Linked DNA regions of Homo sapiens: region 1 is linked to region 2. The links are chromatin contacts, found by Hi-C in ENCODE. All regions are on one chromosome and are shown on one strand. The core of a region is the stretch at or near the end of the contact, and the rest is flanking DNA. Distances in the headings are between cores, read along the strand shown. Region 1 holds the start of SPTY2D1 (SPT2 chromatin protein domain containing 1). Region 2 has its middle 74 kb from the start of NAV2-AS5.

Region 1 (5,199 bases), core at 1,388-3,887, 800 kb before region 2:
GGAAATGTTAATATGCTAAATACGGGGTTTGGGTATATTAGAAATGTGTTAACATTCCTTATGTTTGAAAGTGTCCAAATTACTTTAAGCTGATAAGGAAAAAGTAAATAGAACAGTTAGATGAATCAAGTTAAAGCAAATCAAGTAAAGCATGAAATTTGGCCGGGTGTGGTGGCTCACACCTGTAATTTCAGCACTTTGGGAAGCCGAGGTGGGCGAATGACTTGAGGAAGGAGTTCAAGACCAGCCTGGCCAACATGGTGAAACCCTGTCTCTACCAAAAATACAAAAGTTAGCTTGATGTGGTGACAGGTGCCTGTAGTCCCAGTTACTCAAGAGGCTGAGACAGGAGAATTGCTTGAACTCAGCAGGTGGAGGCTGCAGTGAGCCGAGACCATGCCACTGCACTCCAGCCTCCAGCCCGGACGACAGAGTGAGACTCTATCTTAAAAAAAAAAAAAAAGAAGAAGAAGAAATTTAACTACAGTCTTATCCTATTCCTCAATAGTTTCTTTTGTGACTTTAATTCCACATAAAAAGATAAGAATTATAATGCTGGTAACTAAATCAAACTTCTAGGCTTACTAGCTTTGGCGGGGAGAGGTCAGAGAATGCATGATTCATAAAATATATGGCTATATTATCTATTGATTTTTTTTTTTTTGAAATGAAGTTTTTCTCTTGTTGCCCAGGCTGGAGTGCAATCGCACGATCTCAGCTCACTGCAATCTCCGCCTCCTGGGTTCAAGCAATTCTGTCTCAGCCTCCCAAGTAGCTGGGATTACAGGCGCACACCACCATGCCCGGCTAATTTTTGTATTTTTAGTAGAGATGGGGTTTCATCATATTTGTCAGGCTGGTCTCAAACTCCTGACTTCAGGTGATTCTCCCGCCTAGGCCTCCCAAAGTGCTGGGATTACAGGCCTGAGCCATTGCGCCCATCTATTAAATTTTAAATTACTTTTTTCCCCTTTTTGATTCTTCTGTTATTCCAATCATAGATAATGCATATATTATGACATATACACATATTTTGAAATTTTCTGCTTTAGGATTATCTGTCTGCTTTTCTCCCAGCAGCTACTGGCTTTCAGAATAAGAAATGACTTAGTTCTGATTCTTCCACAGAACAGTACTGGGCATCAAAGCTAGTACTATCTTTGACCTTTACTGAAATTCAATAAGATCTAGAATGAAATACAGACCAAATTATGCAAAGATGAATGGTTACTAGACCCAATATTGATTCATCTGGAAAATTTACAGATGCTTCTAGAAAGTAAATCTGTTGATCTGGGTTTCAAAGGTTTGAGTCTATACCTTCAACATGCAAAGCTTATGACTCACGGCTTAGAGGAATGGTTATTCAGAGTTCTTGGGATAAGGGATGGCTGTGTGTGTGTATATATACATATATTTATAAACATAAATATAGACCTTTTTCAGATCAATATTTTCAAAGGGATAAAAGAATGAACTAGCCTCAGAAGACAAAAAAAAGCTGCAGAAGAGAAAAAAACGAATATTGCAATATACGAATATCTAGGAAATGCAGAGCACTTCGTCGGAGCTCAATAAATTCTAGCTGAATTGACTTTGAGAGCCGTTTTAGTTCTATACCTCACTGCTCAAACCGCAGGCATCACCATGCAACTTATCGGTTTACAGCTGTGCTGTGGGTACCATCTGAAAATCTGGAAATGATTAGCTTATGCAAAACAGCCATAACCCCCAGAAACCAGGCGCTCTCCACCACTTTACCATTTAAGTCTTACACCGCTCTTGCGACTGTAAGCGAACTGACAAACATCTACTGACCAAATGGGACCTAGATTTTAAACAAAGACTGAAATCTGGAAGGCTACAAGTAAACAGAAGCTGAAACTAGCTCACCTATTCTGTTGGCCAAGGATTTCGTGGAATCTGCTAAACTTCTCTTCCCAAAAGATGATACCTATCCCCTGGGAGGTGATAATTTAATCACCTCGGTGGCTGAGTGGGTGGGGCCGAGTCAGAGAATTCTTTCAAGAAATCGCTAAACGTTTGACTTGAAGATCGATGAGAAGCCAGCCAAAAAGCTATCAAGCCAAGGACCCCAAACCCCCTAACTCCCTTACATACATATTTCCTTCCCAATCTCTAGGCTGAAGTTTATGTGGAAGCCAAAAACTACCAGCGCTAGAATCCACAGCGTGCCAGGCACAGCTCACTCACGGCTTTCACGCAATTCTAGCTACAACACCCAAACCGCAAAGTCCCTGTTGCAGGGGTAAATAAGCCGGCGAAACCCATTCACAGGAAGGCTCCCGCGTCTCGTCCCAAGCTCTTTTCTCCCGAGTTCCCAAGAGTATAAACCCAAGAAAAGGAAATAAGGCGTCCGGGTCTTTCCTCTCCCGGAGCCGATAGGCGGCTGCCCAGAAGTTCCATGGGCCACACACATTCCGAACTTGGAAGACTAGGGTCCCCTACATTGATGCCCCAGCTGCTACTTACCGGCACATTGTTGACACCTTGTCCCTTGGAAGCTATCATGAGAATTTCTCTGAAGTCCATGTTGGGCCGAGGCGGGAGAGACTGGGCCAGGCACTCGGAAAGGACTGACAGCGCACCTAACCGAGGCGCCCAGCTACAGCCAACTGCACTGCCTCGGGAGCCCCACTCCCACCCCGCCTCTGCGGGACCACTTCCGGCGCCTTCCTATGCCGTCTGCCCGCCCCCTTCCCTCCACGGCCTATATCCTTTCAGGGCCGCCACAGCGCTCGCGAGTCCCTGCGTAACTTCCGCTTTTAGGCCGAGACACGTACAAACGTGATACGTGGCTGCTGGCGTCGACCCGAGGGGCAGGGACTAGGCATTTTAGCAACCAAGGGGGTGTGGCTAAGCGAGAGAGCGGCTTCCCTGGTGGCCCGGGCGCGCGGTCTTGTCATCTTGTTGCTCCTTGTGAGCGCTGGGTAGAGAAAGTGAGGGGGTAGAGGGTTTACTTGCCAGGCCTGGGTTCTCTGGGTGTCACGGGTAGGCGCTTAGATCCAAAACGGCGGCGCCACAACAGCTGAACAGACGGATCTCGAGCCGGGGTTTGGGCTACTTGTGTCTAGGCGCTCGCGAAGCTGCGCAGGCGCACACAGCAGCGCCGTGGTCCTGTCTTGGATGCCCATTACTCATCAAATTCGGCCACATGCCGTGCGCTTACCTCCTACTCAGATGCACGCGTGCCGGGGATGGGGGCACGCGCTTACTTCTTTTGCCCCGTTTAGAAAGTAAGTTTTATGTGGAGCAGCCAACCTGTGTTTTTGCTCAGGCAATGGATTAAGGAATTTCACATACAGACCCAGCCTTGACATAACTTTGGTGTACTGATGAACATATGCTTCATATTCATATTCATTGGGATCCTAGTCCTGACTTCTTTTGGAGAGTTATCTTGGATCTGTAAGGTCATTTCGACTTAGCAAAAACACTGAAAATAATTAGGCAAACCTGGGTCTGCAAGTGGGAACCCGCCAGGGGATTGATAGCAAACAGGTACTCGGGATCTTTTCGGTGGGATGGAAATGCCTCCAAACTGGATTGTGGGGATGGTTGCACTATACATGTACTAAAAATCGTACACTTAAGACGGGTGAGAATGATACAGTATGTAAATATGTCAAGCTGTTAAAACATGCTAGACAGGCCGAGCGCGGTGGCTCACGCCTGTAATCCCAGCACTTTGGGAGGCCGAGGCGGGCGGATCACGAGGTCAGGAGATCGAGACCATCCCGGCTAAAACGGTGAAACCCCGTCTCTACTAAAAATACAAAAAATTAGCCGGGCGTAGTGGCGGGCGCCTGTAGTCCCAGCTACTTGGGAGGCTGAGGCAGGAGAATGGCGTGAACCCGGGAGGCGGAGCTTGCAGTGAGCCGAGATCCCGCCACTGCACTCCAGCCTGGGCGACAGAGCGAGACTCCGTCTCAAAAAAAAAAAACAAAAAACATGCTAGACAAAGCTGCTGGCTCTTACTCTTTGATGGTTTAATGCTGCGAACGTAATTCAAAATCAAAGCTGTTGGAACTTTAAGTTATTTTGCGCCTTAAAAGAATGTTATTATGGAACCTGAGCTACATAACAGGCAGCTGCGTTTGTTCCTCTGATTATAGATTAGCCTTTCTTTCCTACATCGTTTTGTGAAAACACAGGGAGAAGACAGCCATGTACAAACCAAGGAGAGAGACCTCAAGGTAACCACACCTTGATCATGGAATTCTAGCCACCAGAATTGTTAAGACAATAAATGTCTGTTGTTTAGGCCACCTAGTCTGTGGTACTTTGTTATTGGCAGCCCTAGCAAACGAATACACTGGCATATGGTGTTTTCAATTAATGCCAACCATCATTTCTCAAGGAAGCTCTTCCTGAGCTATCTCAGGGCCCCTTTTATAAATTCTTACAGCCCCCCAGTATTTCCCTTCATGCAACATTTTACAGTTTGTAATTACATATTTGTTCTTTTTTTTTTTTAAACTATTGGCTATATCTGTGATAGACAGAGCTATGAAAATGGGCATAAGCCTATTTTACCCATCACTATTTCCATCACCAGCACAGTTCCCTGCTAATGCACATAAAAGTTGCAACAAAGATTTTTTGACCAAATTAATGAATCGATAAGTGGAAAGCTCCCAAGATTCAATATTGTAGTACTTAGCATACATTGAGCCATTACTATATGCTTAGTGCTTGACATGGATTATCTGACTTGATCATGAGTGTTGTATAAGGCATTTCCTGTTACTGTTTTATAGATGAAAAGCTGAAGCTTGAAGAGATGAAATTAGACTTATACTGTACCATTAGTCAATCGGAGAGCCAAGACTAGAACCCTTAGATTACCCAAACCAGACTCTATATTTCAGTTAGCCCATTTGAACTGGTACAAGTCTATGTACATGGAGTTATAATGTAAAAAAGGGCTTGGATTAGGTAACTAATACCTAGTTAGTCAAAATCAAGAACAACTGCTGGAGGTGGGAATGAGGTAAGGAATGAGAGGAGCAATTTTCCTGTATCCTTGTAAAACATTCTATCATCGAGTTCAGCAAATACTTCCTGGGAAACTACTACTGTGTGCCCAACCTTATGGATGATACAAAGAAAGACCCATATCCTGCCTGCCTGATCAGAACTTTTAATTCTTGTGTGAACACAAGTAACAATTATGTA
Region 2 (5,460 bases), core at 1,247-3,746:
AGTCAGCTCTTCCATGGAGTATGTGGCAGGCTTTCTGAGAGCCTCGGCATGTGGTCTCTGCCCCTAAAGCTGACCCGTTTGGTGTCTTCTCCCCTTCTTCAGTCCCCTCTCGCATAGCCTCCTCAGGCTGGGTCCTCTTGAGACAGTTCAAACCCAGCGACCCTCACTGGCATTCCCTGTCCCATAAGTACAGTGCACCCTTGCCCTGCGAGGAGGGGAGTGAGCAGCAAGCCTAGCTGCTGACGCCATCCCCTCACCTGGCTATCACGGCAGCTTCAGCTCATGGGCAGCAATGTTTATTTTACACACACTTTCAAACACCTGGAGACAGAGCAAGTTCTCAAGAACTTTCTCACTTTGGCCTGCTTCACTAACACCAGGGAGTTGTTTTTGCAAGTTTCTGGAGCTCTGCACACATCCAGTTAAGAAGATATGATGCCAGTCTCCCCTGCCGTGTGGATCAGTTGACAGTTGAGGGTAGAGAGCATCACTTTTCTTTGTCCCCTCCAATTCATCTACAGATGTCCGTGGAAAGGTCCGCTCCTCAGAGAAGCTCCAGCCTCCTCTGACACAGCCTCTTACCCAGGGAGGGTGTTTCCAGGCTAGCTTTGCCATCTTCCAGTAAGTGCTGCAAGTGTGTCAAGCAGCCCTCTAGAACATGGGCTACTTGCCACCAATTATCTTTAGCCTGAGGCTTTAGCCAAGATTCAGACACAATAGAAAAAAACTCCCTTCATGGCCTGCTAAACCTTTATAATGTAAATCTGCCTTATTTTAGCTTTGTTAAAGGCAAAATAGACAGGCAGGTGGAGGGGCATCTCATCCCTGCCTGGAAGCTGCCCACAGCTAGTTTCCACTGCTGTCCCTCAGCCCTGGTCTGATGGTACCAGGGATAAAGAGTGCATCCCTTCAAGCTGTGCTGAGTTGCTGCTGGTTAAAGCCCGAAGTGGGAATCGGCACAGCAGGCTGTTGCTTCCTGGAGCAAGAAGGTAAGCGAAGGTAAGCAGTCATTCTTCTAGTTCTTTGCTGCGTTTAACGACTGCTGAAGCTGGAAGTGTGACAGGGCACTGCAGTGTACCCATCTTAGTGTGCCGCAGGAGGAGGTCCTGGGGGTGGGCAAGCATGCTATGCTGAGAAATGAGACCAACCACTGAGCACAGAAGCCACAAAAAGACCCTGCCTCCATGGTTTTCAAATTTTATTTCTGTTTCAGAAAATATTGTTCCAAGAAACTCTTACCTGGAATTCTGTTGCACTAGAACAGTTTTTCTGGCCAAAGTGAGGTTGGGGCTGGGTGCTGACCCCATCCTTCTTGGTCTCCTTCCTCTCCTTGTGGTTCTGATAGGGCTGTAAGGAACCTTTGGAATTTACAGAGCAGAGAGTAACAAACAAACAAACAAATGCCTGGTGTCGGAAGATAGAATTTAGATTAAGAGCAAATTTGCAGGACTGGGACCTTCTGTAGAGTCTATCAAGATGAAATATAGTAAGCCAAGATTTGCACATATAGGTGCAAGGTAGAGAGTGCTGGCTTAGCAGCAGCTAGGAAAAACACAGCTTTTGGATTTTGCCATAACACACATCACATTTTCCAACATACATCATAGTGTGATCTGGTTGTCGAAAGTATTGATAAGACTGGGTGCGGTGGCTCATGCCTGTAATCCCAGCACTTTGGGAGGCCAAGGCTGGCCGATCACCTGAGGTCAGGAGTTCGAGACCAGCCTGGCCAACAGGATGAAACCCTGTCTGTATTAAAAATACAAAAATTAGCTGTGTGTGGTGGCACAGGCCTGTAATCCCAGCTACTTGGGAAGCTGAGGCAAGAGAATCACTTGAACCCGGGAAGTGGATGTTGCAGTGAGCTGAGATTGCACCACTGCACTCCAGCCTGGGCAACAAGAGCAAAACTCCGACCAAAAAAAAAAAAAAAAAGCATTGATAAGCTTGAATTCACATTCTGTGAATGTGATGAAAACCCAGAATCCTTCTGTAGAAATTGCCACTTTCCTCTCCTGTGGCCCACCCCTGTCATCATTGTTAATTGATGTTTATTGATTAGGGGAGAGCATTTGAACTAACCCATAGGCTGATCAGCAGCTGCTAGGACAAACTGCAGCTAAAACATTTCATGACTGAGTTGGTGGTGATTAAGGGAAAAGATCATATTCTCTCCCTGTGGAAGTGTTGAATTTAAGTCATAGAGAGTATGTTGGGAAAAAAACCACAAATGGCACACTCACAAGAAGGCAGGCAGAAGCCAAAAGGCGTCATGGACAGTGAGGAGGTGAAAGCCAGGATGAAGCAGCCACTGAGAAGACATGGAGCATGGAGAGCGAGGCAGTGGGGGAGTGGGTGGTATGGAGAGCAGCAGAAGTCAACCAGGAAGGAGCTGGGGCCCCCAAGGTACAGCTAGGGTGTCCCTGTAGTGGAGACTGCACTGAATTCTAGATTTCCCTGCAGGTTTCAAAGCATGTTCCAGTACTAATCCATTCCAGGGTTTCTGTGAGGCCCAGGTTCTTGTGTTCTTTACCCTCATTTGAATCTCCCCAATAACTCTTACCGCAGCTGAGGAGAGCTGCTGCTGTCCTCTGAGGCAATTCTTACTTTTCAAAATGCCTCAAACCCAAACACAAGAGTCCAGCTCACCCAGAACCACAGTGTCCTGAAGGCACTGATGTTAACCCCATTCCTTTCCATATTGCTCAAACTGTGGCCAGCTCCTGTCACTTCAGTTTTCACTGGACATTGACAAGCTGGAGTATGTTCTGAGGAAGAGTCCTGGGAGTTATGCTGTATAGAGGACTTTGGGGCAGAGACAAGGAAAAGATAAGAGTTCAGACTTCAATTCTGTCTTCAAATGCCTGAAGGGTCAATATGTAGAGATGGCACTATATTTTGAGAGGATGCCTCTAAAGGGCAGATACAGGACTGAAAAATGGAATGTTTGTGGAGGTCAGTTTCAGCTTTCTAACTGGAAGTACTCTTTAACACTAGAATGTGTTACTTCATTAAGTGGTGAGCTCCCCATCAAAGAGGGCAAGCAGAACAGGATGCTCTACCTGGAATTCTCTAGAGGAAATTTCTGCATTTGATGGGGCACCAACAAGGTAAAGCCCAAGGTGCCCCGCAAGCATGAGATCCTTGGCTTTATTTTGTGCCTTTTAATAGCAAACAGATATCTGGTCCTGCTGACCTGCCTAAAAGGAGGAAATGAAACTTGTTGACTATTGCTTTTTAGGACTGAATTTGGAAGGAGGCAAAAACAAATCTATTTTCAGAGCAGCAAATGCCAGCACAATTTACATCAAAACCCCCATCTGCTCAACTGAAAGGCGGTGGTATGGACCAAGCATTTTGTGAGCCAGCAACAGGCTTGCTTGTTGAAGAATGTTAGCTCCATGGGGAGTCTCTGATTAGGCCCCTGAAGCTAACTGGGGCCTTTATATTAACTTCTTGCAGTTGTGACCACTGTTGGCAAATTGTATTTCCCCCAATTCAAAGGCAGATCATTGCTTTTCAAAAGATCTCACATCCAATTGAATGTTTAAAGTATTATATGCACAAATAAAATCTGTATTAGAGAAAAGTCTCAAAAAATAGAAATGTATTAGAGTAAATAATGCTGGCTGCTGTAAGAGATGAGCCTCAAAATCGCAATGGCTTAACACTTCAGCATCTGGCCAATAGGCAAAGGAAGAGAGAGCAAGAAGTATCATGCAGGAAGTGTAGGTGCCAGGCTTGGAAGTAATGACTATTTTGCACACACTCCATTGGTGCAAACAAATCACATGGCCTCTGTTGGATGAAAGGAGAGTGGAAAATGAGCCAAAAAAAAAAAAGAGGAGAACATGGATATTGGTGAACACCAGCAGTCTGTTATAAGAAACAGAAGATGTGGTTTTCCATGTGTCTCAAGAGATGGATACTACAAATTTATCCATGAAATTGGACCAAGGCATCAGATTTTACACACAGTAGATGCTCAGTGGCTGATGAGGTACATATTAAAGATATTAAGGCATCTTGGTCCCTGGAGGGAGAAAGTGGCACTGGGGTTCATTTCTGTGTGATTAGGTGATGGAGAACTGAAGCATTTTTAAAAGCAGAATTCATATGTCAGAATGGCCAATGTTTTATTATTGATAATTAGAAAAAGGAGAATGAAGAAGTTGGAGAGCAAGAAAGGAAGTGAGGAGTTTTTCAGTGTATCCTTGAGAAGAAGAAAGGAGCTGAGTTGCCACCAGAAGCATGGAATCCAGAGCCAGACTGGACATGAAGCTACCAAGAATGAATACACAGTGATTTATCCCCAGCTTTGGGGCACATTTCTTTTTTAGCTCCTTTAGAAAATAAGTATTTTAACAGCTCCTAAGGCATTTTCCTCTTTTGCAAAATCAAATTACTCTGAACTGGGAGGTGGAGTCAACACCTTGGCTTTGTTATAAATGAGACTTCAAATATCACAAAGATGTTCGTTAACATTATACATGGAAATATCAATTGTCACGTGAATCTCTCATATTTTTATGGTCAAAAGAAGCACAGGAAAGAAGCAAAAGGTTGTGGCTTTTTTTTTTTTTTTGCCAAGCTCTTTTCAGCAAAGATAAAAACAGCCTTTATTTTCTCAAAATATGTCTCAACTTCTCACACTGATATCCAGTTCTTTGAAATCTTTTCTTTCCTTTATAATTGATAAATAATTATATATATTTACGGGGTATGGTATAATGTTTCAGTACATATATACATTGTGGCATGATCAAATTAGACTAGCATATTCGTCACCTCAAATATATATCATTTCTTTGTGGTGAAAACATTTAAAATCCTCTTTTTAAACTATTTTGAAATGTACAATACATTATTATTAATTATAGTCACCATGCTATGCCTATCTAACTGAAACTATATCCTCCGACCAATGTCTTGCCTTTCCCTGTCCACCTTTCCCACCCCACCACCAGCTTCTGGTAACCACCATTTTACTCTTTCTTCTATGAGTCTGGCTTTTTTGGATTCCATATATAAGCGAGACCATATCGTATTTGTCTCTCTGTGCCTGGCTTATTTCACTTGGCATAATGTCCTCTAGGTTCATCCATGTTGTCACAAATGGCAGATGTTTCTGTTTTTTTAATGGATGAGTAATATTCCATTGTGTATACATACCACATTTAAAAACTCTATTCATCTGTTGATGGGCATTTCAATTGTTTCCATATCTTGGCTATTGTGAATACTGCTACAGTGAACGTGGGAGTGCAGACATCTCTTTGACATTGATTTCAATTCCTTTGAGTATATACCCAGAAGTGGATTGCTGGGTCATGTGGTAATTCTATTTTTAGTTTTTCAAAGGACCTCCATACTGTTTTCCAAAATGCCTATACTGATTTACAGTACCACCAACAGTGTACAAGCGTTCTCTTTCTTCCATAGTCTCACCAACACTTGTCA

What was found. Hi-C counts contacts between places; a loop is a spot of excess contacts on that map. Pooled maps may share reads with other maps.
Region 1: a pooled map shows a loop between it and region 2 (6-fold over the local background). The contact joins the promoter of SPTY2D1 here to the enhancer-like site in region 2. A Hi-C loop is called at or near these places in 3 of 37 single-sample maps with no recorded cell type and 6 of 50 pooled maps.

What each region holds. Positions count from the first base shown.
Region 1 is chr11:18,631,705-18,636,903 of GRCh38, forward strand. SPTY2D1 (SPT2 chromatin protein domain containing 1) reads right to left here and starts at 2,638. Exons shown (of 6, transcript NM_194285.3): 1 at 2,494-2,638. The coding sequence starts at 2,553. LOC105376578 (a long non-coding RNA gene) reads left to right here and starts at 2,645. Exons shown (of 2, transcript XR_931097.3): 1 at 2,645-3,257; 2 at 4,176-4,289. RefSeq lists a silencer at 1,623-1,802 and an enhancer at 2,859-3,128.
Region 2 is chr11:19,430,280-19,435,739 of GRCh38, forward strand. It overlaps a transcript of NAV2 not described here. Among named protein-coding and RNA genes, the nearest start is that of NAV2-AS5, 74 kb to the right of the region's middle. RefSeq lists a silencer at 2,109-2,309. Within about 2 kb of position 2,497, at least 5 of the 41 ENCODE cell types and tissues checked have a DNase peak (open chromatin) inside an H3K27ac peak, as active enhancers do.